Regions from separate parts of the Homo sapiens genome. Here regions 1 and 2 are each linked to region 3. The links are chromatin loops, found by intact Hi-C in ENCODE. Cell type or tissue: dorsolateral prefrontal cortex. All regions are shown on one strand.

Region 1 (8,000 bases), 340 kb after region 3:
TGTGTATGGAGTGATCTGCAAGCTCCCCTCCAGCTCTGACGTCCCTCGGGTCCGGACGTGCCTTCCGTATGATCGGAAAATCAGTCAGCCTTAGCAGCTGCCTCCCCTAACTGGCTTTATTTAGGTTCACTCAACTGCCACCCAGCCTGGCCACAGCCCAACTTGGTCTGGACACCCAGATGTTGGACACCCTGCAGGGAAACTATACACCCTCCTGAGCAATCAGAGACAAATAAACACAGCTGCTGCCAGCGAAGCCCCCCAGTTGACCCAGGTGGAGGGGAAGGAGCTGGGCAAAGTCGACTTTCTGTAGACTTTCGGACTGAATTCGACTTGGTATGAAAGTTCGCAAAGGGAGCACCTGGCCATGTGAGTCAGTTCACCAAGGCTGCTGGTGTGATATTACCCCTCTGCCCACCCTCGTCGGAAAGGGCTGGCTGCCCACCTGCCTGGCTGGCAGAAACCAGAAAGAAGTGGTGCAGGAAAAGTCACTGAGACTTAGTCGAGGTGGAAGGCTTCTTGTTACCCCCTGGCCCTTCTGCAGGGCATTTATCTGGTCAACAGATCTAAGTGGAGCGGAGAGTCTTTGAGAGTCTCTTCCCAGTTCACAGTGGACCTGTCCACCAGGCCCCTTGCTCACCACTCCCTGCACTGCAGTAGACACAAGGGAGGCTCCTGGTGGCCCTGCGTCTGCTGTGGGATGCCTCCACCCACTAGGCTCTACATGATTGGCCCACAGGCAGCCCCAAGCCCAGGCCAGACCACAGCCTCTTTCCCATGGATTTAGGAATTGCGTCACGAAACTCTGTCTCCAGAGGCTGGACCTGTAATGTATACATTTAGCGTCTTAGGGTGGGGCATCTTCTACCAGAGTGATCCAGACTGCAGAGACACAGACTCTAGACAGAGCCCACACACTGTGTGGATCATAGATAAGAGGACGAGAGGGTCCAGGGTCTCTTTAGTCCCATCCCAGACTCCAAGCCCTCCCTCTTTAGGTTCTCAGCCTCACCCCTGCATCCTATAATAAAATCTCCTTTAAGCAAGCGTGCTTCAGAACAACTCTATTACTTGTCAATGGAGGCGTCTTAATGCTGAACCAGGCCTTCCCATATTCAACAAATATTCATGAAGAGCCCACGTGGGCTAGGAGATGTGCTTGACACTGGGGGAACGAAAAAAAGAATAAGTCATTACCACTAACCTCAAAGAGGTCACATAAATCTGGGACGTAAACAGATCATTCTAAACCAATGTATTAGTCTCAATGTTTGTCTTCCCCTAAAATGTGTGTGCTGAAATCCTAGCCCCCAGGGTGATGGTATTTGGAGGTGGGGCCTTTGGAAGGTGGTGAGGTCTTGGGGTGGTTCCTCATGCATGGGATTAGGACGCTTGTAACGGGCTGAAAGAGCAGAGTTCATTCCTTCCACCAGGACACAGCAGGAAGGCACCATCTATGAACCACACAGAGGGCCCTCGCCAGACACTGAATCTGCCAGTGCCTCGGGTGTGCTAAAGGCAGCCCCTGGCTTCAAGAATCTTGCATCTTAGAGGGAAACCACATGGAACACTTAATAAAAGTTCAAGACAACCGAACAAGAGACTTCCAAACAATTATTGCTAAATGAGTGGTCCCTGAAATGTTACAGAAGCTCAGAGTTAGGAAAATGCACTTTGAGCTTGGCAGTTAACAAATTTTCAGAGAAGGCAGAGCTGAGTTAGGCCTCCAAGCATACGGTAGATTCAAACAGAGACAGTGCCTAGCCACACTCTTGCAAATGATGCTCTTGAAAATATTAAATATCCAGAGTTCCATGCTTCTAAAAGTGCTTTCACAGCCAACTCATGTGATGCTCACAAGCACGCTGGGGAGGGAGGGATGTCACAGAATCACTGTTTGATGATGGGGAAACCAAGACACAGACTGAGTGATTGGCTTGGTTTGCAAAACTAGTGAGTGGGGCAGATGCTCATGCCCCCTGCCCGGTCCAAGGCTCTTCCTGTCACCTCTTCCATTACTAAGTGAAGGGGACACAGAATCACACATCTCACAGCAATTCTACCCTTCCTCTGGAGCTTCTGGACAGACTCAGTCCACCTTCTCCCTGGTGTGGCAGCACAGGAGTTGAGAGTTTCTACTAAAGATGTCTGGAACAAAACATCTATCTGTTAAATATGTCTTCCCTGCATGCTTGTACACTCCGAGAGGGCAGATACCATGTCTTGTTCAGCAATTAAGCTCAGTACCTGGCCCATAATTAAGACTGTATTCACATATATTTTGTGATTGAATGAAAACAAATAAAAAGACAAATGAACCAAACATATCGGTCAGAGGAGGGAGAAACGGGAGGTGGGAATGCAGGCCCACTGCGGTATAGCGTGCAGCCACCTGATGTTTAGGAGTGAATCTTCCAAAGCTTCTCCTCTTTGCTGCCCCCCTCTCAAATCTTCTTAGTATTATGTCCAGAGGGCAGGCAGAAGCAGGGAAAAGAGAGATGCTAAAATGTCCAGCAAGCACCAGCTTGCTACTTATTAAGACTCTAGGAAAGGATGATGGAGAAGACCAGGAAGTGACTCTGTGATAAAGCCAGTGCTTAGCGTGAGCTCTGGCAGTCCCGAGTGCCTGCCATGTAAGTTCCTGGTAAACTGCAAAGGAAAACCTCAGTATTAGGTATGAGTTGGAGATGTGAACCTTAAGCGCTTGCTATGACATTCAATTTGGAGTTGTGCTTAGGATGAGCTTCTAGGATTCTTGTGTGTCCTTCTCTGATGACATTCTCCAACTCCCTTTGTCATTGTCCTGGAGTAAAATCAGCCCCTGGGAGGGGGCTCCCCTTATGGGGAGTTATCACCTCATCTAGAAACTGTCCACTCACTTTTTAACCTCCCCAAGGCAAGGCTGACAGAGGGACCAAAGTGGAAAGGGCGACTGGTCGGGAAAGCCATGAAAGGCCAGCACCCCCACCGTGGTCCCCCAGAAATCACTACCACCCTCTGTTCTCCACACCGCCATCCATCACCCCTCCCTCCTACTCAAACTGGTGCCAGCTCTGGAGGAACATCAGCTGATCTAGGAGCCACGGCTTGTGCCAAGAGCCACGGACAGTTTCATTTGGCACACAGTCTCAAGGAGAAACGGCTCTTTGTTTTCACCAACAGAGGAGATGCCACCAACTCCTGCTCCCCAAATTCCCACACTCCTTTCCCTCTCTGTCAAGGGCAGAGGAAAGCACCTTCTGGCCCTTCTAGACCCAAAACACCCAGCTAAAGACAAAGGCTGCTGACCTTATGTGACCCGGGCAGATTCACTGTCCACACCCCACACCCCTCACCAGGCTCCCCAAAGGCTGCCTTGGCTGGAGAACTTGGGATGTCACTCTGCTGCTTACGGTCACAGAGCTCGAGCAGGCGCTGTCACTTGGGCCATGTGAGCCAGTGACTCATTTTAGGATCTGGTCCTGGGCATCTAAGCTCTTTGCTTACCCTCCTCATCCCCACTGGCTTCCCTCCAGGTTCTTCATTTTCAGACAGAAAACACCAAAACCTTGAGTCACCATAGGGACGTGATAACCACATGACAGGAAACTTATGCAATTCAAGACAGGGCAAGTGCCTGTCATACCCAGAGCTACAGTGCAAGAAGGTCCTCGGAGCTCCTTCAGCGCATCATATGATTTCAGTGTTGCCTCATAATTTTCAGGCGAACTTTCCATTAACAAAGAAAGTGCTTCATTCTCATGAACCCTGACCTCATTTCCTGAAACAGCCTTGACACACAAGCCTGTGTACACACAATCCTCTACACAATTATACCTCGACGCAATCCATCCATTCGATTTGTCAGCAGGCCAAAGCCACACCCCCAACACACACACACTCTCCAACCTTCCTCGGCCTTCCTTTCTCCTGGCCAAGAGGACTGAGATCTTCTCTCATCTGTGTTTAAGGCAAATCTCTAGACGGGAAAGAGCAGAAACTAAATTTGATCATGTTAAATTCCAGCTTTCCAAGGGCGAGGAAGAATCTCACATTTTAGCCGCAATAGTCTGTGACAGGAACCGTGGGTTGTAATATATGAAGGAAAAATTCTGCAGTATCCTGACAAAATGTTTTGAAGAAAAGGCATATGGATGTATTTTTATCAGGAACTGCGCTCCTCACCCAAGACAGCAGGCACAAACATTTTCAAAACACTCAGCTCTCAGCAAAGTGAAATTCTGCTATGAAGCGAAACTGGATGCTCATCCTCTCCATCCACCACTTTCTCAGGATGGGCCTTAAAAAAATCATTCCGCCAATCAGTGTTTTAATAAAAACTCTCAGATTGACTAACTTCAAGAAAAAATCGCCGCCCCACACCCTACAGCCAGAAAGGTTTTACCAAACTGGGTTTGACAGAATATACTTGCAGAATATTTATTTTTAGATCTCTCAGCAGTACAGTAAGAGTCTTTCGTTTCAGATCAGCTGGCCTCCAGCCAAAGCAGCGAAGTCAGAGGAACTTCAGCCCCTAAGCCTTCCTGCTCCCTAAGAGTACCAGCGCTCCTGCCTGGCTCCGGCATAAATGGTTGGCAATAAGTCATTTTTTATTAAAATTTTAACTCTAGGCAGCAATTTTGCTTTAAAAGGTTTTTCTTTGGAGTGCATTTTTATTTTAAAAAATTAAATACTCTTGGATATGTTAGTATTCAGAAGCAGCAGATTTCAACAGCTCACACTTTCTCTGAACTTTTTTTCAACAGATATTTCACACACTAAGGAGGGCCTGAATTCTCAGAATTGTACCTCTATAAGTTCATAGCTGCCCTCGTCTTTTAGGGGGTGGGTGGAAAATCCAACTCACCACTCAGGCTCTTGCAGGTCTGAAGGCTAAACCGGTGTGAAACAAAGGGTCCCCTTTCACTCACTACTCCCAAAGCCGGGAACTATCCAGTGAAGAGTGGCCATGCCATTTACGTGGCACAAGGTGGCCCAGGGGTGATGAGCTGTTCACCTTCACCGGCCATTTCTCTCACTGCTTTAGTGCGTGGCACAGTGCACCCTAACATCCCACATTTAACACCCCATCAAGAAAAATGTGAGTGCAGCAAAATATCCAACAAGTACTTGCTCCTAGGAGCAATTCAAACACATTTTGTTCAATAATGGTTTCATTCCAACTGGCCCAAAGAGAAAAAAGAGTAAGGAATTGTTTAAAGCCTGTTTAGCAAGATGAAGCCTCAGAAGGCAGTTGGCTTGGATTTAAACACGTATTGCATCAACAAAAGCCAAATCTGAGGTGTCAACAAAAGGAAGTCACTCTTATTCTAGAAACAGACCTTGAAAGTAACTAGCTTGGTGCTAATTAGAGACAGGCAGGGCAGGCTTAGTTATGCACTGCTGGTTAACACACCCACTCACCCTGACTAAACCGCTTTAAAATCAGGGAGCTATTTTCTAACAACCCTTTTGAAATGCTATTCAGAGATGAACTTTACATTTCTATGTAACTGCAAGATGCTGCTCGCCAACACAGCAACACCAGGCATTTCAATTAAATAATTTTATTGGGGGAAAAAAACCACTTTGAGCACCAAAGCAAGAAAAGTGTATTATTCAATCAGTTTCCCAGATCACATGCCAAGAACACAATGCTCACTGTGGTGCCTGGCAGACGGTCCACAACCAGCGGGTGCGTTCAGCTTGAATGGACCGGGGTCCCACAGTGTTTGTGCCACAAGTCAATGGCCTTGCTCACGATCGCGTCTGAGCTGTCCTGGGGAATCTGTGGGCAAGCAAATCAGTCTTTGTGAAATTTCAGTGTTGACAACTTCAGTGTCTTCCCTCATTCGCTGTGGCATGAAATCCACTTCCATGGGAGTTTGCACTGTTTTTCAGAAAGTGACAGCATAAAAGACTTGCGTCACATGCTACCTGAGGACATGAAAGGGCTCCAGTGTCAGCCTGCCTGGGTTCAAATCCTGCACTGCTCACTAACTGTGCACCCCCGGGCAGGTTACCTAAGCTACCTGGGTTTCAGATCCCCATCTCTAAAATGGGGGAAATGATAGCCTGACTTCACAGAGCTGTTCACAGTAGGACATGAGGTAACCCATGGAAAATACTTAGCACAGGCTTCGCACTGCTAGCCACCTCTGGTTATAATGATGATTATTCATTTATTCAACGCATATTGACTCAGTACTTTATTATAATTTACCAGGCCATTTTTCAAATGTTAATACTATTTTAAAAATGAATAGATTTTGGATTCTGTGAAAATCATTCAGGCATAAGTCTCTTTAATCCTACTTCTTGCCTGGTAAAGGGTATTCCAAGATACATAGCGAGGGAAAAGTTAATTTCATTACCATTGCCTTTTTCAGCAATATACTAGGTTAATACTGTATATTAATAAACCCAACTGGGACTACACCAGAGACAGTAACAGAAATGAAATGGCTTACAAAATCCTCCAAAATACAGAACCCCTTTTGAACTGACAAAAATTACTCATTGTAAAATGACAGATCCCACCTATTCCTTTTCCTGACATGCCTGCTGATAGTCACATGGAGGATGAGACTCTGGTTCTAAGTGGACACATTCACGAGATGGTCTCAGACCATCATTTCCCAAAGACAGGATGCAAACTAACCCTCAGGCCAACTTTAGGCCAAACTTTTTCAGGGAAAAGTGTTTCTTATAATGTAAAAATACACTGTATGATTTCTCTGAAATAATCTAATGTAACAGGAAAATCTCACTTGCTAAAGTGACTTCATTTCTAGATTCAAAATCAAATCAAATTATTATTTCTCTTAAATAATTTCCCTAAAATAATCATTATTATAATTATTCTCTGAAACATTCTAAGGTATTATTTCTCTAAAATCATGTAATTATTTCTCTGAAATAATCTAATGTAACAGGAAAATCTGACTTGCTAAGGTAACTTCATTTCCAGATTCAAAATCAAATCAAAGCACACTTACATTTTCCAGAAACTTTGTTATCTTCTCTGCACTGTTCAGTGCCATAACTTTTATTTTAAAGGTTAATAAAATTTCGACAGCTACAAAAACTAGGATCTTACAGGATCCACTCACAACTTTATCCCAAACCCTACAAAAATAAGGAGATATAATCAAATTATATGAGTTTCAGAATTATGTTTAGCCTAGACATCTCAAATTACAAAATAAAATCAAATTGCTCCAATTTTATGTAAAAGCTTCAAAGAACAACTTTTATGAAATAATCACCAAAACAACAACAAAATACAGAAGCCATTTGAAATCTATTCTAGATACAATCAGCACTAGAAGGAGAAAGGAAAGTTTACTAAAAATTACTGCTCCACTAGGAATCTACCAAAATCATATTCCCTCATGTTGTGAACCTGACATTTCTGAGGAAGAAAAAGAAAATCCTAAACTAATGGTTTATATTCTGCTAATATGCCATAATGCTAATATAATTATAGCCTACTAAGGGACAACAAAAGATGTATATGAAATGGGATAAATTCAATTTCATTGCCAGTGATTCTGGGGACAGACTCCTTAAACTTCTCCAAGGGCGTAAGGAGCCAGTTACTGATCTATAACCACTCTAAAATAATAATTCTGATCATTCCTGTAACTCCTAAAAGTTGGTATTCTACTTCATACACTTAGTTACATATTATCTTATAATGTTCTCTGTGTATTGCACTGTTCAGTGCCATAACTTATTTTAAGAGTTACTGTTCTACTACATCACAAAGTCTTAATGGGTGGCACCTGGACTCCGAAATACCCAGACATGTCTGAAACTGACTGGAAGAACTTAGTCAAATCTTTGACTGCTTTCAGCTTCTTTAAAGATATCATGATGAAACTAACACTAAGATTTCTACTGGAGGAAGATTTGTCACATTTCTGGAAAAAAGGGGCTGACGCTTATATAAACTCATGGAGACCATTTGAGGTGTGACTGCTTCACAGCATCTAACGCACTGAGGGCCCTTAATTTTT
Region 2 (8,000 bases), 120 kb after region 3:
TCTGCAGAACTTCAAATAAGTATGTGTACACCAAATGCCTCATTTTCACCCTAGCAGGCTTCCCCTCCAATAGCACCCTGACTCTATGAAATGATTATCATTGCCTTTGAGGACACTTCTGAATTAAGCCTCAATTTCATTTCCTTATCTAGTCGAATTACAGTTGTGTCCTTTCATTTCTTCACTGTCACTTTAATCTAGATATGCATTGGTGTCTTTTGGGTTTCCCCAGAATTCTTTGACCTTTTCCCTTTGACTTTTATTCACTAAAAACTTAATAATTATGTTATTAATATACATTAGCACTACTAGTAACAATGGTAATAGCTAGTGCTTGAGTGCCCACCTGACAAGTGTGAACTAGCTGCAATCTGGCTCTCAGCGCCCCAGCAGTCCTCTGAGGCAGTTACTTAGTTATGCCTAATACCTGTTTGATAGGTGAGGGTAAAGAGGCTTAGGAGGGGCCAGTAACTTGCCCAGGGTCACAGGGCTGGTTAATGATATAGCCCTAGAGGATTGGAATTGCAAGGCTGTCTCACCCCAAAGTCTTCTGGGCTTTACTTGGAAACATCACAGTTACCCATGACTTGAAAACATACAGAGTGAAAAGGTTAAGATGTATGCATATCTGGGTAGGTAAGTTTTAAACATACTTGAATTCAGAAATCTAATCTCATTAAGACAACAGAAACGATTGGAAATAGGACTTGGTGATTTTGGTCACTAATTCTGGATTCCCAAGGCAGAGAAAGATACCTATATGATGTATATGAATTTGCCTGCTTAAAAAAAACAAAACAAAACAGCAGCAACCAAAAAAAAACAAGGTTTTTGTTGGTTGATTGGTTTTGTTGATGGTGATTTCTTTGTTAAGTTGAAGGAGATAGAGAAATAACATTAGGCAATGAATTAATGAGGATTTGGAACTTGTTTGACTAAAACAAATATAAAGTAGCCTTAATAATTAAAAAAAAAAAAGGACTGAATCAAATAGTTCTGGAAGGTCATGTTTAAAGGTCTTTCTTCTTTTTGTTACCCTGAAGGAGAGTTGGGTGAAGGCAATTTGTGAATATAAAACATGTAGAATATTAATGTCATCGCATGAATGAAAGAAAGTTGTGCCGGGTGCAGTGGCTCGTGCCTGTAATCCCAGCACTTTGGGAGGTCGAGGCAAGCAGATCACCTGAGGTCAGGAGTTCGAGACCAGCCTGACCAATATGGTAAAACCCCATCTCTACTAAAAATGCAAAAAATTAGCCAGGCTTGGTGGTGTGCGCCTGTAATCCCAGCTACATGGGAGGCTGAGGCAGGAGAATTGCTTGAACCTGGGAGGCAGAGGTTGCAGTGAGCCAAGATCACGCTACTGCACTCCAGCCTGGGTGACAGAGTGAGACTCCATCTCAAAAAAAAAAGAAAGTTGTACACCAAGAACCCACATTGCGTGGTATTCTGACCTGAGTTAGGAGGATGGGGTGATAACCTCAAATGCCTCTGAGGACTTTTCCTGTCAAATCAAATTAGCACAAAGCTGGGAGAGGTCTGTGTGGAGTAGAAGTCAGAGCGCTAATGATGTTCAGATGCAGATGTAATTTGGCCGTAGAAGACTATTGTAATGTTTGGTCTATTTTGGTCCTCAAATTAACCAAATGGGAGTTTCTAAAATAAAAAATCTCTTCTATGGCATAGCAGCATTTTTAGGTCCTCTAAATAGTGGTTTTGTTCCGTATTGCTGGGGTTTACCTTCTCTGAAAACCTCTGTTAAAATGTAGGAAGCTGCCTGCTACCACTGCATGTCGTTGTGGGGAAAAGGGGCTTCTAAATGCTTCCCAGCATACAGGAAGGAGTTGTTCAATGCTGTAGTTTGAGCCTCATGTTAATTATATTTCCAGATGTTTCTAAGAAGATTATATGAAGCAACTATGAACTGTAATTCAGCAGCATCATTTTATAATAATATGTTTATATGAAAAAAAGGTTATACAATTTATCTGTTGTAGCACAAAACTCTATTTCATCTGTGGACAACTGAAAAGATTCATTAGCAAATCTGTTGTTACAACAAGGATGATCTTTGTTTTCCTGATGAATGGCTGAAACATCACTTGATAGAAGTAGGTCAGATATTTACAAGGATACTCATAATAACGTGCCATTCCCCAGTGCCCATTATCACATCTGTTTCCAGTAGTTCTGAAAAGACTGGGCTCTTGTAATGCTGAATCCTAATCGTGGATACATTAATTAAATGCCTTTAGATCAGTCATTTAACTTGTTTGTCACCAACAGCATGCCTATGGAAGGTCTTTACTGTCATAATTTGGTGTGTAGATTCTGACTAGAAGAAAACTTGAGAATTTTTAAAAAATATAAATAATTGATATTAAAGTTTGAAAGCAGAGACAAAAATGCACCCTTAATTCTGACAGTCTTATACATTATGATCATTTATACATACTTGCTTTCATTTTTTCATAATAATTCCACATAGTTGAAATCAAAATATAGATCTAATTTTACCTCTCTCTTTTTTGTTTTTTAAAGTTGACCTTATGTCATAGTAGAAACTCTAGCTCACTGCTGAGTAGTCACCCTCCTAATTCTAAAACATTCCCTTGGTTGTATGCCATTATAAATAACCTTGCCACAAACATGTATGTGTTTCTTTTCTTTATTTTTTCTTTATGCATTTCTCCTTTATTTGTACTTTTTTTCTTTGGGATAGAGATCTGGTTCTGGGGTGCATTGGGTGTGAATAGTTTTATGGTTTTATGGGCCCTTGCTTTCCAAAAAGGTTGTAACAATTTACACCTCCTGTGATATGGAGAGTAATGACTTCACACTCAGCAGGGCTGGAAGATGGAGATGTATAATGGTGTGAAGTTAAGGTGGTTAGTGAGGAATCAAGTAGGGAAGTAGGATGTTCCGGCATTAGACAGTCTGTCCAGAGTGGCCTCAGGGAAGCCGTGATCATTGGCCTTTATTTAGACTGATTTCGTCTTTTGTAGTTTATTATACTCCTGCTGTGAATGTTGCAAAGGACCAATCCACCGTAGTCCCACATTTTCCCTATCAGAATAACTGAAGTTTAGTATGTGAGAACTTTATTTAGTAAGAGCCAGCTGGAAGATCTCCGGATCATAAACAAGCAGAAACCAGAAAAGACATAATATTTACAAATGGTATCTGATAACAGGATTAACAAAAAAAAAAGAAAATACTTGAGGAAAATAGTTGAATGTTTCTTAGGTAGTTCCCTAAGATGAATTATATGAAAATTGGAATTCCTTCAACCAATCATTCCATGAATTTTTTTTTTTTTTTTTTTTTTTTTTTTTTGAGACAGAGTCTCACTCTGTCACCCAGGCTGGAGTGCAGTGGTACAATCTTGGCTCACTGCAGTCTCCACCTCTTGGGTCCAAGTGATTCTTCTGCCTTAGCCTCCCAAGTAACTGAGACTACAGGTGCATGCCACCACGCCTGGCCAATTTTTGTATTTTTAGGAGAGAAGGGGTTTCACCATGTTGTCCAGGCTGATCTCGAACTCCTGACCTTGTGATCTGCCCGCTTCAGCCTCCCGAAGTTCTGGGATTACTGGCATGAGCCACCACGCCTGACCCATTCTATGAATTTTTATTGACAAAGAGATCTGGGACCACAAGTGGCCAGGTGTTTCTGTGCCAGCAAGCTTGAGACAAGAGGAATAAACCATTGAGAGAAGTGACATAGATGGGACCAGATGACACACAAGCCCCTTTTTTTCATATTAGGGATTCCAGACTATCCCATAGGCAGTAGGTCACTGTGAAAGGCTTTAAGCAGGGAAGTAGTAGAGTTCATATTTTCTTTTTCTTTTTTTTTTTTTTCTGAGATGGAGTCTTGCCGTGTCACCCAGGCTAGAGTGAAGTGGTGCAATCTCGGCTCACTGCAACCTCAGCCTCCCAGGTTCAAGTGATTCTCCTGCCTCAGCCTCCCGAGTAGCTGGGATTACAGGCGTATGCCACCATGCCTGGCTAATTTTTGTATTTTTGGTAGAGACAAGGTTTCACCATGTTGGTCAGGCTGGTCTCAAACTCCTGATCTCATGATCCACCCGCCTTGGCCTTCCAAAGTGCTGGGATTACAGGCGTGAGCCACTGCACCTAGCCCATATTTTCAATTCAAGACAAATTGTCTGGGCAAAGGATATGAACCAGCAAGTCAAAGAAAAATGCAAATTCCCATAAACATAAAAAAGATCTTACCCTCACTCATATTATAATTAAGGATATACAAATTGAAACTACTGAGATACCATTTGTCACTTATGACTTTGGCAAAGATAAGAAATCGATAACGACACTCTGTCAGCTGGTGTTAAAGTAGACTGGGAAACAGCTACCCATACAGCACTGGTGGAAAGAGGAGTCAGTGCAAGATTTTTGGAATACAATGTGGCAAAAATAATCAAAATTTTAGATGCACTTACCCTTGACCTTGTAATTCATCAACCTGGCAAAGGATAGTAAGACAGGAAGAGCATTCCACATGCAGGAAAAAGAGAGGCTGCAAAGTTTCAGATTTGAGGAAGGCCATGCCCAGAAGAAATGGCAAATTGCCAGGAATTTAACCTACATATATATACTTGCAGAAATATAATAAGAAGGATGTACAAGGTTGTTTGTTACAGAATGTTTATAATCACACACAAAAAAGCTGGAAACAAGGTAAATGCCATCAATGGGGGCTGGTTATACAAATCATGATCTTTCTACACAGTGGAGTACCAGTAAGTCATAGAAAAGTATGAAGAAGACGTCTATCTTCAGATACGGAGAGGACTTTAAGATACACAGTTAATGGGAAAAAGCAAGATGAGGTGGAGAACAGTATGAATATTATGATCCTATTCATTTGAAGGGATAGACTGTATATATCCACCTGTTGATTTCTGAATAATTTTTTCTGCAAAAACATGAAAGAAACATTTGAGTGTGGTGATCATTGGGAAATAGAATTGGGTATTGAGATTGGAATTATTTGAATCATTGTCATATGTATGCGTTGCTTTTATAAAAAGTAATTACAAAAGACATTTTCACCAACTATTAGCCACACATCACCTTTGCCTAATTTAATCTTGGTTTATCAACATATATATTACTTATGTGTCATTCACTCTTCCAAGTTCATCACATATATTAACTCCTATTATCACAAACCCATATGAGATAAGAACTATTCATATAGTCTCATTTTGTGGAAGAAGGAACTGAGACAGAGAGGTTAAGCAACTTGCCCCAAGGTCGCGTGGCTCTTAAAGAACAAATCCAGGATTTGAACTCTAGTAGCCTGGCACCCCAGCCCACTATAGCTTCCCTCAATGATTTTGATTTGCCACCATCGAAACAAGAAGCTGATCCCTTGAGTAAGGTCTTTGTAATGACCCTGGTACTGTTGCTTGTTACTGACTTGAGGTTCTTTTAGTTCAGTCAGTGAGTAGTTGTATTTAGTAAGGGGTTAAAATTGGTTCTGGCACCTGCTCCAAGAAGTGCCTCTTTTCTCCATGCAGAATTTGCTCAGCTTTCATCTGAAGACAACGAGTCCAATACATAAAGGCCACAGGTGCCCCTTGCGGCCGTCCTTCTTTCTCAGTCCTAGTTTTGCTTTCTGAAAGGGAAATACACAGAGGATTTATCCCTTCCAGGCATGCTGAATGTCCAGCATTTGGCCAGGCTATGTTCAAGTCTTCTAGACTCCCAGCCTGAGCTCCCTGAATACCCCTTAACAGAATGCTTTATAGCTCAAGGTCATATGCCAAATGATCTTTCTGCCCTCCGACTCCCTGCAGCAAGCTTGGAAAACAAAATACTGTAAGTCAAGCTAGATCCAAGTCCAGGATAACTAGATTAATACAGCTAAGAATTTTTCTCTTTTCAGTTATGTCATGGAAATGACAATAGGATTTGATCAGAAATACCTTCTTAGCAATGAATTATTTGAAAAAAACAATGCAAGGGAGCATCTTTTTTTTTTTTTTTTCTGGTTGGCTGATGTTACTTAATGGCTCATTGTGCCCCATTGTTTGGCTCAGTTTTCTGAGCAAATTCCTTTGTTCGACAAACACTTACCTAAGATCTCCTTAATGCCAGGTACAAAAAATAGAGAGCTAAATAAGACACAGTCACCCACACTGAGCACACACTAATGGAAGAAATAGAACTGGCAGCCAATAATTACAGGGCTGCAAGATAAGTGATTATGAAGCATATAAAAAGTGCTCTGGAAGCACAAAGTAAGTAATCCTTTAATTGTCTTAATTTAGTCCCAATTGATAATTATTTCCCAGGGAAATGGCCTCAGTCTCCACTGGGAAATACGAATGCCTTGGGTTATTTCAGCCCTTCACCTGTTCATGCATGCATGCAACAAACACGGAACACCTAGCAACACTGGCTCTGGTGGCTGCATAGAGAAAAATGTGATAGAGTTACGTTCATTGGGGTATTCACACCAACATTTGGTCTTCTGCATGTTTTGCAAGCATTCATTTTGTACATACTAAGTGCTAAACCCAGAATTAGGCCCTTGGTTACAAAGATGAAAAAATGCAATTCCTTCCTCTGAGAGACTTGAGTGTGGCCCAGTTGGAGCTGGAGTGGAGATGGCAACAGAGCTCTGAGAAGCAAACAAGACAGAGTGAGGTTCCCTGGGGCTTTTGAAGCTGGTGTTCAAGGTTGGAAAGAGAGAAGGGACATTCCAGATGCAGGAAGAAATGCTGCAAAGTCATAGCGTTAAGGAGAAGCATGTCCAAAAGGAATGATAGAAGGAACTTAAGTGCCAAAAGAGCAGATTAGTTGGAACGCTCTGAGAGGTCAGGGCAGAGGGTCATTGCTTTCAACAATGGTAGTTGAAAGTGATATCACACTCTGGGGACTGCGGTGGGGTGGGGGGAGGGGGGAGGGATAGCATTGGGAGATCCTAATGCTAGATGACGAGTTAGTGGGTGCAGCGCACCAGCATGGCACATGTATACATATGTAACTAACCTGCACAATGTGCACATGTACCCTAAAACTTAAAGTATAATAAAAAAAAAAATAAAGTACAAAAAAAAACACTGAAGTTGGCTTAGGAGGCTTCAGGAACATTAAAAGATGAAATGATGCAAGCAAAAAAAAAAAAAAAAGTGATTGCATGCTTATGTGTCTAAGTGTGGTTTATGCATTCACTTGTTTAATTCTCCCTCTAGCCCAATGAGGTATTATGTACTCCCATCTTGCATTTGTGGAAACTGAAACACAGGGAAGTTTGATAACTTGCCAAGCTCATATCTCAGTGAGTTGATCTGGTTCATTGTACTCCAGGGCCTGCACACCTAACCGTGGCACCACCACAGCTACAGTCCTTGCAGAATGGCCAGGATTTTGAACAGCAGAATTAGGGGAGAGGATATTCAGACACAGCCAGTGGAATAAACAAAGGCACAGATCAGAAGTGTGTTTTGGAAGTTTGATTCAGTTGGATCAGGGGTTATAACAGGCAACTGCTGGGAGATATAAGTTGGGTTTAGACATGGAAAGCAGTAACAGCTACAGAGTTGGGCTTTCATTCCACTGGAGGCTTTTGAGCAAGGAGGTGACATGATCACAGCTGGCCTTTGGGTGACTGACTGGCAGTTAGAGATACAACCAACAGGAACAGGGGGAGCCTGGCCAGGGAGGCTAGTTAGGGGGCTATCGTAGCAGTCTAGGCAAGAGACATTGGAGCCAGCATGAGGTGGTGGCATCCAGAATGAAAGGAAGCCAAGAAATAGAGGCACAGAGGAGGAGAAATAACAAGACTTGCGAGACAAAATATCGGGGTGAGGGAGAAGGAGAAATCAAAGATAGCCTAGAGGTTCTGACCCTGGGTGACTGGGTGCTTTAACAGCCATGGATAAGAGTTGAATTAAGATGAGAAAAGAAGGGGAATCTGCTTATGACAAGGAACACTCATGGCCAAAGAGGATCCAGGGGTCCCCC
Region 3 (8,000 bases):
AATGGCCATATATAATCCAGGGCTTGGCCATCTAATGTGATAACCACTAACCACATGTGGCTACTGGGCACTTGAAATGTGGCTAGTCTTATTTGAGATGTGATGAGGGTATAAAACACTTACCAATATTCAGATATTCAGTATGAAAAGAATACATAATATTTCATTAATTTTTATATTGATTACATATTGAAATAATGTTTTGGGTATATGGGATTAAATAAGATATATTACAAAAATAATTTCCCTTAAAAAATTTTAATATGACTACTAGAAAATTGAAAATTACATCTATGGCTCACATTGTATTTCCTCTTTTTTTTTTTTTTTTTTTTGAGAGAGATAGCATCTTGCTTTGTTGCCCAGGCTGGAGTGCAGTAGTACAGTCGTGGCTCACCGTAGCTTTGACCTCCTGGGCTCAAGGGATCCTCCCACCTCAACCTCCCCAGTAGCTGGAATTACAGGTGCACACAACCAGCTAATTTTTTAATTTTAAAAAAAATTTTTTATAGCAACGGGGTCTTGCTATGTTGCCCAGACTGGTCTCAAACTCCTATTCTCGCCTGGCCTCCCAAAGCACTGGGATTACAGGATTGAGCCACCATGCCTGGCCCCACATTATATTTCTATTGAACAGTGCTGGTCTAAGAAATTTGAGATTTGCAGTGCCAGTATTTAAGGACTATGTACAGGCCAAGGGTATATTTTTTATTACTGCATCCTCCTCCCATTACTGATGAATGTCTCACCACCTGATGTTTTCTAACACCTTCCTATGTGTCTTTATTCTTATTAAGAAAGAAGTTACTGTAGCAACGGCCACAATAGCTTGTATTTACTACACCTGGAGGGAGAGACATAAACAGACATCAATCTGTCATTCAGGTTTTCAGGTTTACACATTAATATTTTTCTCATGTCTATCTGGGTTTTCCTCTGCAAAGCGGAACACCAAGAGTAGGAGACCCGTCTTCTAACTCCCGCCTATGACACTGGCTTCTCTGGGTCTCCATAAGAACAGTCATTACCCCATGCTGACCTCAGGGGGGTATGTGGATAGATAGTTACAAAGTGTTTTGAAAGTGATTCTTAGGGTACTGTATCTGTCTAATGTCACATATTTTAACATGAAAATAGTATCTAACATTACTTACAATAGTGGAGGAAGGCAGGAGGGAGAAAGTAGTTTCCTCTGGTGATTATGGGCTGGGAAGATCCAGGAGAGAGAAAAGGAGTGAGACTAGAAAAACCCATACAAGGCTGACCAACATTAGCATTTGTTCTCATCAACATAAATAGTTCTTTTCCTGTATTCAGCAACAAGCCTCCGCTGGCTGGGAGAAGATTGGGAGCCGAGAGCTATGCAGATAGTTCATCTGCGCTTTGACATGGAAAAAGCAAATGGGCTGGAGTGTTTTTTAACTTGATCGTCGTATTGTGTGATGCTTTAGGTGTTACCCTCATTGATTGCCACTTAAGTTCCACTCATGGGTCGATTCTGTTTGAACATGCTTGCTCCTTAGTGGGTATCATCTGGACAGAGATAACAGATGCTAAGACAGGGACTGGGGGCATTGAGGAATTATTACTATTACCTTCACCTAGGACAGGCGTGGCTTCAAAATGTCTATCTAGAGTGGCCTGAGGGGTTGCAATATGGTTGAAAGTGGAGACTGGGAGCTTGCCCTTTCAGAAATGTTTGCCTAGCAAAGCAAGATGTTGTCCCTTGGGCATTATGCTTATTTGAGGTGGCTGGAGAGGGTTTATGAGGATCGAGGTCAGGGCAGGGGTTTTGGCTCAAGACCCCTCAACCCAAGCCACCCCTTTGGCATTTCACGGAAATGTGGCAAAAAATAATAGAAGATTCTCGGTTTTAGGTTTTATTTGCACATGTTTTATAAATCTACCTGAAGCTTTTCAACTGACGACGCACTTGATCATTTGAAAATCCATTCAGCGCCTTATCCCACCTACAGAGAACCATCCTAAAAGAAAATCAGGAAAGCTGCTACCGTCCCATCCTGAGAAATTCCCACTCACTCCTCATGGGCATTTGGGAGGTCCTCTACTCAAGAATTGAACCGAAGGGAACTAAAGTGCATTGCAAAAATGCAGTCCTTCCAGGGAAGGTTCAAGGAAAGTTAATTGTCATTGTGTCGCGTTTTGAGGTCTTCCTCCCTCTTCCCTTCCTAGGGGGCGGGGTGGGGTGGATGATGCTGGGGGGTGGGGGAAAGGGGAGGCAAGTGTGGTTTTCCGATCAGCGATCTAATAGCAGTTAGAATTATATAATGGAACTGCCCTGAGTCAGGTGACGGGATCACTGAGTAATTCCCTGCAGAAGGAGACAAACTGCATGTTAAAAAGCTCAACAAATACTCAAAAAAAAAAAAAAAAAAAAGCCCAGGCTGTGAGTTCCAGACTTCCAAGCTGCATTTCCTCTGAATCCTCTCCAGGCTGAAACAGCTGTACAGGCTTGCTGAGTCAGAAGACTCCCAGAGATTGGGGACGGCCGAGGCAGGTCGGGGGTCTGGTTTGGATCCCCGGGTTACTTTCTGTTTCATTTTGAAATGTTCCCTGTTTCTGCAACCGGTTGCCTCCAATGTCAAGTAAAACGCAGGACTCCTTGGAGACGCCAGCTGGGCTTCTAAGGACTGGGGCTCTGTGAAGGTAAGAGGCAGTCTGTGCCCCACCGGCTGGAGGCTGCCACTTTAGAGACGTCTGAGTACCCGCAGGTCACACCCAGGAGGGGTTGGTGTGCCTGCCAACTGTTCTGGGCTCTGAGTGAGGCTGGAGAGACCATCGTGGAGGCGGTTTTAGGTTAGAAAAGGGATAAAATGGACCCTTCATGCCAGATGGGTGGCCACCTAGTCCACGGTGAGTTGAATCCATCCCCCGACTTTGGTTGACACCCTCCCCTTCTCCATTCCATCCCACGTGGGAGCTGGTCAGCGGCCAGGGAATTGGCACGGCCGGGAAGGAAGGCGAAGGGGCTGCCTGGCACCGAGAGGCTGCATGGGCGTGTGTAGCATGTGTATTTTCAGAGCCCGACACTTGAGGAGACTGTTGCTCAATTTAAGAAAGCACAGCTATTGGAAAGCCAGGAAACAGACCCAGAGAGGCGGATGCATGTGGGAGCAAAGAGCTTTGGGCAGCCTTTAAGGTAGGCATTGGCGTCTGAAATCATGTTATTGCCTTTTGTTTATTTGTTAGATGGATTTTGTATTGGTTTTATGCTTTGTTCGGTTTAGAGAATTTTCCTTTGATGGAGCTGCCAATATCAATAGATTTGGTTTTGAAATCCTCGGGCCGGGTTCATAGGATAGGCTGGAGCCCACGGTGTTAGTGTAGATGCCTCAAAGTCAGAAGAGATGGATACAAAACTGGTGATGATTTTCAAAGGAGATTCACTTGCAAATCTCACTGCAATGGAGACTTGCTGGGAGTCCTGGTGCCTGCTGAGGCAGGCAGCTCTTAGGAACCTCAGGAAGTTTCTGACTTAAAGAGACAGGAAAGGAAAAATTGAATCCGCAGCTGTTATTTTGGGGAAAGTGGGTTCAGGGAGAATTTGTGGCTGAAGAAAAAGGAAAGACGACTTGGAAAATAAACGGAAACATAAGGGATAGGCTTGGTGGGATTCCAGCTTGGGGCAGTGGCATTTTGAGGCTTGCTGCGTGGAGATAGAAATCAATACGGGAACTGATAACAGCTCACTCAGCATGAATAAGAAATGCTACATGGATTCTTTTAACACTGACTTCTAAAGAGCCTGAGAAATAAACAAGATGTTAGTTTGAAAGAGTTCATTTCTAATTGTTATTTCTTTTTTATTGTTTGGCCCCATGAGCTGCTCTAAACAAAATATGGTGATGTTAGAACCAAAAGGAAAGTGTCCTTAGAATAATATCTACAAAGAGGCATTCAAGTTTTCACTGCCTTTCCTTCTTTTTCTGCCCTTCTCTCAGTTTGGGCAAATTATATGAGTTGAATGTATCTGATAGAAACAACTCTTTAAAGAGGGGTCGGGCACGGTGGCTCACGCCTATAATCCCAGCACTGTGGGAGACCAAGGCAGGTGGATCACTTGAGGTCAGGAGTTCAAGACCAGCCTGGCCAACATGGTGAAACCCTGTCTCTACTAAAAATACAAAAATTAGCTGGGTGTGGTGGCACACACCTGTAGTCCCAGCTACTGGGGAGCCTGTGGCATGAGAATAGCTTGAACCCAGGAGGCGGAGGCTGCAGTGAGCCCAGATCTCACCACTGCCCTCTTGCCTGGGTGATAGAGTGAGACTTTATCTCAAAAAAAAAAAAAAAAAAAGAAAAGAAAAAAAAAAGAAAAGAAAACAGAAACAACTCTTTAAAGTGGTACAATTATCTTTTAAGAGGATATTTGTATATCGGAATTAAAAAATGATCTTAAATCTGTGGTTCTTAAATCTTCAAAACCATGGTCCATATTTGGGAAGCAAAAAGACTGTGGATCATGAATTTTTAGTCTTTTCTCTACTGTGGCCCTATCACTCCCATCTCTTCTGATGCTCAACAAACAAAACTAAACAACAAAGCTAAAAAAGCATAACAAAGTTTTTCACTAAAGCCCACACTTGAAATGTAGATGCTATAGTATTACAAATATTCATAATATAAAAGAACAGCTCATAGAGCCCCTTTTTAAGGCCATGGCAGTCCCTCGAGAAAACACTGCTTAAATAATTAATATCAGCAGAGTGAGTTCCTTTTATCTGGATTTCCATCTGTTGAAACTTGCTGGAAACCTACCTTTCTACACTTCAATAATATCATGAGGACTGAGATTCATGAGGATGACCTCCAGGTACTACAAGGCTCTTTAGTGCCTCCCAAATCACAGAAGATAACAAGATGCTCAAAATAGTTTTGGTTTTGAGTGCATTGCCTTCCACTCTAATTCTCTAAAATTTGCTCCTCTGCATAGATCATGGTGCCCACATTTTCTATATCAAGGACCAGGACTTGTGATCTTACAGAGGACTTTTATGTTGCTTTCAGTGTGAGAAACAGTCTGAGAAATGCAGTTTGGATGCCAGGTTTTGTTCATTTCTGGGATAGTCCAACATTTATGGGACAACTGGTGAAATAGGACAGATTTTGAAAATTCAGTCTTTATGGAAATCAAGGTGCTTTGATTAAAAGCTTCAGTTTTTTTTAGTTCGGTTGACTGAGGTTTGCATTCCAATTCTGCTACCTTTTCAGTGAGTGACATTGAGAAAGTTTGTTGATCTTTCTAAGGCTCAGTTTCCTCATCCATAAAATTGGAGAGTAACATTGCTTTACCTCACAGGCTGTATGGGAAGTAAATTATATAGAACATCGCGTAGTGCTGTGCCTGGCACACTTAGTGCCTGAAAAAGTACTTGCTATTATTGTTGTTATCATTTATGGTGTCTAGTGACCACAAAGTACTTGAAACACCAGGTCACTTTTTCCCTTGAATGTGCCAGTGAGTAAAGAATATGTGTGAAACTTTAGCTCACATTTGTGCTCCTACAAATATTTTGGAATTAATTCAATAACACTTGTATTTCTCTAGATGAGAAGGCACGAGTGTCTGCGTGTTTTGGACAGAAGGGTCAATTGAACTGGTTTAAGCCACAGAGGGCATCAGTGGCAGCACCAGATAAACAACATTTGTCCCCAGACTCCCTGCACTCTACCACTGGGTCACAGCGACCCCACACCAGGGAGGGTCCAACAAGGACAAAGTAGCCCTTGTCTCCGGACAGCCCCAAACACCTTCTAATGGATGTAGTGGGTTTGATTTTTCCTGCCTCAGCCATGCTATAAGTTGTGATTCTGCCCTTTTCTCATCCTGAATCTGATGGGCTCAGGGATCCTGTAGGCTTTTACCCGACTTGGAAAATTCCCGCAGATGGGCTATAGTGATCCATGACTATACAATTCCAAGCCTCCACTAGGGACAACACAGAATCTACTACCCTTAAATGGCCCCTTAATGACTGTGTTTGTATTTTCTTTTTGCAGTCTCCTAACATGGGGATTTAATGCCTCTCATAAAGCAAACTCCTGATCGTATACTGTAAAGTCCAAAGACAGTAGCATAATTACTCTAAAGGGTAAAGATGCCAAAGGCCCTTAAGTTTGGCATTCCATGAGTATTCAGCTTCCTACAAAGTTCAGGATCCACAGTTGCAGGGAAAGGGTTTCCTAAAAGGTTCTCTAGGTATAGGTTGAGCTTCTTAGGAAACTAACTGGATAAAAAAATCTCTCCTGGAACTTGTCCTAAAGAAGGCAGAGTGAAAAATAGTGTAGGGTGTCTTCTAAGAAATCCATGACAAAGATAACACAAATGTCTAAAATTAAGAGAAACAAAAAAAAGTAATCCAACAGAATACAGAAAGATGAGAAACAAGTTTCAAAAACAATTGAGATGGAAAAACACCCAAACTTGGGTATATTCTAATGCTAGGGAAAAAGAAGAAGGAGTGGAATGTTGGAGAAGCAGCAGGGAAAGCGGTATTGAAAGACTTGGTTATAAATTCATGTGCCCTGGGTAAATCATGCCATTGAGTCAGTTTCTTCACTTAGAAAATAGTAAAAATAATTCCTACCCTACTGTCAGGTTATTGAAGAGCAACATATGATATCCTGTGTCCAAACTGAAAGGAAGACAAGAACCTAAAGTACAAACTTGTGTTGATAACTATTTGGGATTAAAGAAATTGACCTCCCAAAGAAGGAATATGTGTGTTACTGAAAACCAGGATTTTCTTATAGATAGTAATGAAGAAAATCACCTTGGATAGTCCATAGCTGATGTATTGGTTGGCTAAGGCTGCCATAACAAAATACTACTGGGTAGCTTAAACAATAGAAATTTATTTTCTCACAGTTTTGGAGGCTGGAGGTCCAAGACTGAGGTACTGGTAAGGTTGATTTTTCCTGAGGTCTTGCTCCTTGGCTTGTAGATGGCCACGTTCTCACCTCATCCTCCCACATAGTTGTCCCTTAGTCTGTGGGTGTCTGTGCCTTAGTCTCCTTCTCTTTTTTTGTTGTTTTTGTTTTTGGTTTTGAGTCAGGATCTGTCTCTGTCACCCGGGTTTGGGTGCAGTGGTGTGATCTCAGCTCTCTGCAGCCTTGATCTCCTGGGCTCAAGTGAACCTCCCACCTCAGCCTTCTGTGTAGCTGGGACCACAGGGGTATGACACCACCTTAGCTAATTTCTTTATTTTTTAATTTTTTGTAGTGACAGAGTCTCGCTACGTTATCCAGGCTGGTCTCATACTCCTGGGCTCAAGTGATCTCACTCCTTGGCCTCCCAAAATGCTGGGTTGAGCCACTGTGCCTGGCCCTAATCTCTTCTATAAAGACACCAGTCATATTGGATTATCCCTCACCCTTATGACCCCATTTAACCTTAATCATCTCTTTCAAGGCCCTTTCTCCAAATAGAGTCACATTCTGAGGTCACATACTAGGGGTCAGGGCCTCAACATATGAATTTAGGAGGGAGCACAATTTGGCCCCCAACAGCTATCAAGTTAATGAAGAAAACTCATTAAAAATGCATTCTTCTTGTTTTAGGAATTGATCAGATCCATTAGGGAACATGGTACAGCCTTAGAAGAAAATGGTATCACCAAACTGCTGTGAGGAGACTCCAGGAAAGGCAGCCTGGTAGACCTGGGCCAAGCTTCCAGAGAAGCTTGACTCTCTAGAGTATATTAATCTCAAGGGAAAGGGAGGACCTTGTTTTATTGACTTCCACCTGGGCATTCTGTCAAAGCACTGGTAGATTGTACCTAACAAGTTTTGCAGCTCTGTGGTGACAGCTGTTCTTGGAGAATGGATTTAACATAGTTTTGAATTAGATGTTCCTTTGAGGTCAAAAGGATTACGGCATGTCTCTGGATAATTTCCCACTTCCTTTCACTGTTTCATCACTTACAGGAAGATTGATCCTGTCATCCAGGTTCCTGCCATGTTCTGCAGAATCAAGCATG

What was found. Peaks named below come from ENCODE experiments on the same cell type or tissue, not always from the same donor. Only the 100,000 strongest peaks of a DNase experiment are listed, where the experiment ranks them.
Region 1: it touches region 3 in a loop (2.5-fold over the local background); 5 of 110 quality-filtered maps call a loop at or near these places.
Region 2: it touches region 3 in a loop (2.1-fold over the local background); 2 of 110 quality-filtered maps call a loop at or near these places.

The regions. Positions count from the first base shown.
Region 1 is chr6:13,299,421-13,307,420 of GRCh38, forward strand. TBC1D7-LOC100130357 (TBC1D7-LOC100130357 readthrough) reads right to left here. Exons shown (of 9, transcript NM_001318809.2): 7 at 6,978-7,107; 8 at 5,642-5,767. The coding sequence ends at 5,681. TBC1D7 (TBC1 domain family member 7) reads right to left here. Exons shown (of 8, transcript NM_016495.6): 7 at 6,978-7,107; 8 at 5,531-5,767. The coding sequence ends at 5,681. Among named protein-coding and RNA genes, the nearest start is that of TBC1D7, 25 kb to the right of the region's middle. RefSeq lists enhancers at 3,681-3,730, 7,821-8,000. In dorsolateral prefrontal cortex, no CTCF peak of the experiment used is centred here; DNase peaks (open chromatin) are centred at 3,071, 3,501, 4,481 and 5,681; H3K4me3 peaks cover 3,043 bases; H3K27ac peaks cover 5,349 bases.
Region 2 is chr6:13,070,026-13,078,025 of GRCh38, forward strand. All of the region lies in intron 5 of PHACTR1 (phosphatase and actin regulator 1), which reads left to right. Among named protein-coding and RNA genes, the nearest start is that of TBC1D7, 250 kb to the right of the region's middle. In dorsolateral prefrontal cortex, no CTCF peak of the experiment used is centred here; no DNase peak of the experiment used is centred here; H3K4me3 peaks cover 619 bases; H3K27ac peaks cover 1,696 bases.
Region 3 is chr6:12,954,878-12,962,877 of GRCh38, forward strand. All of the region lies in intron 4 of PHACTR1 (phosphatase and actin regulator 1), which reads left to right. LOC124901262 (a long non-coding RNA gene) reads right to left here. Exons shown (of 2, transcript XR_007059459.1): 2 at 3,933-8,000. Among named protein-coding and RNA genes, the nearest start is that of PHACTR1, 240 kb to the left of the region's middle. RefSeq lists an enhancer at 894-1,685. In dorsolateral prefrontal cortex, CTCF peaks have their summits at 2,696 and 3,084; a DNase peak (open chromatin) is centred at 2,974; H3K4me3 peaks cover 3,206 bases; H3K27ac peaks cover 4,055 bases.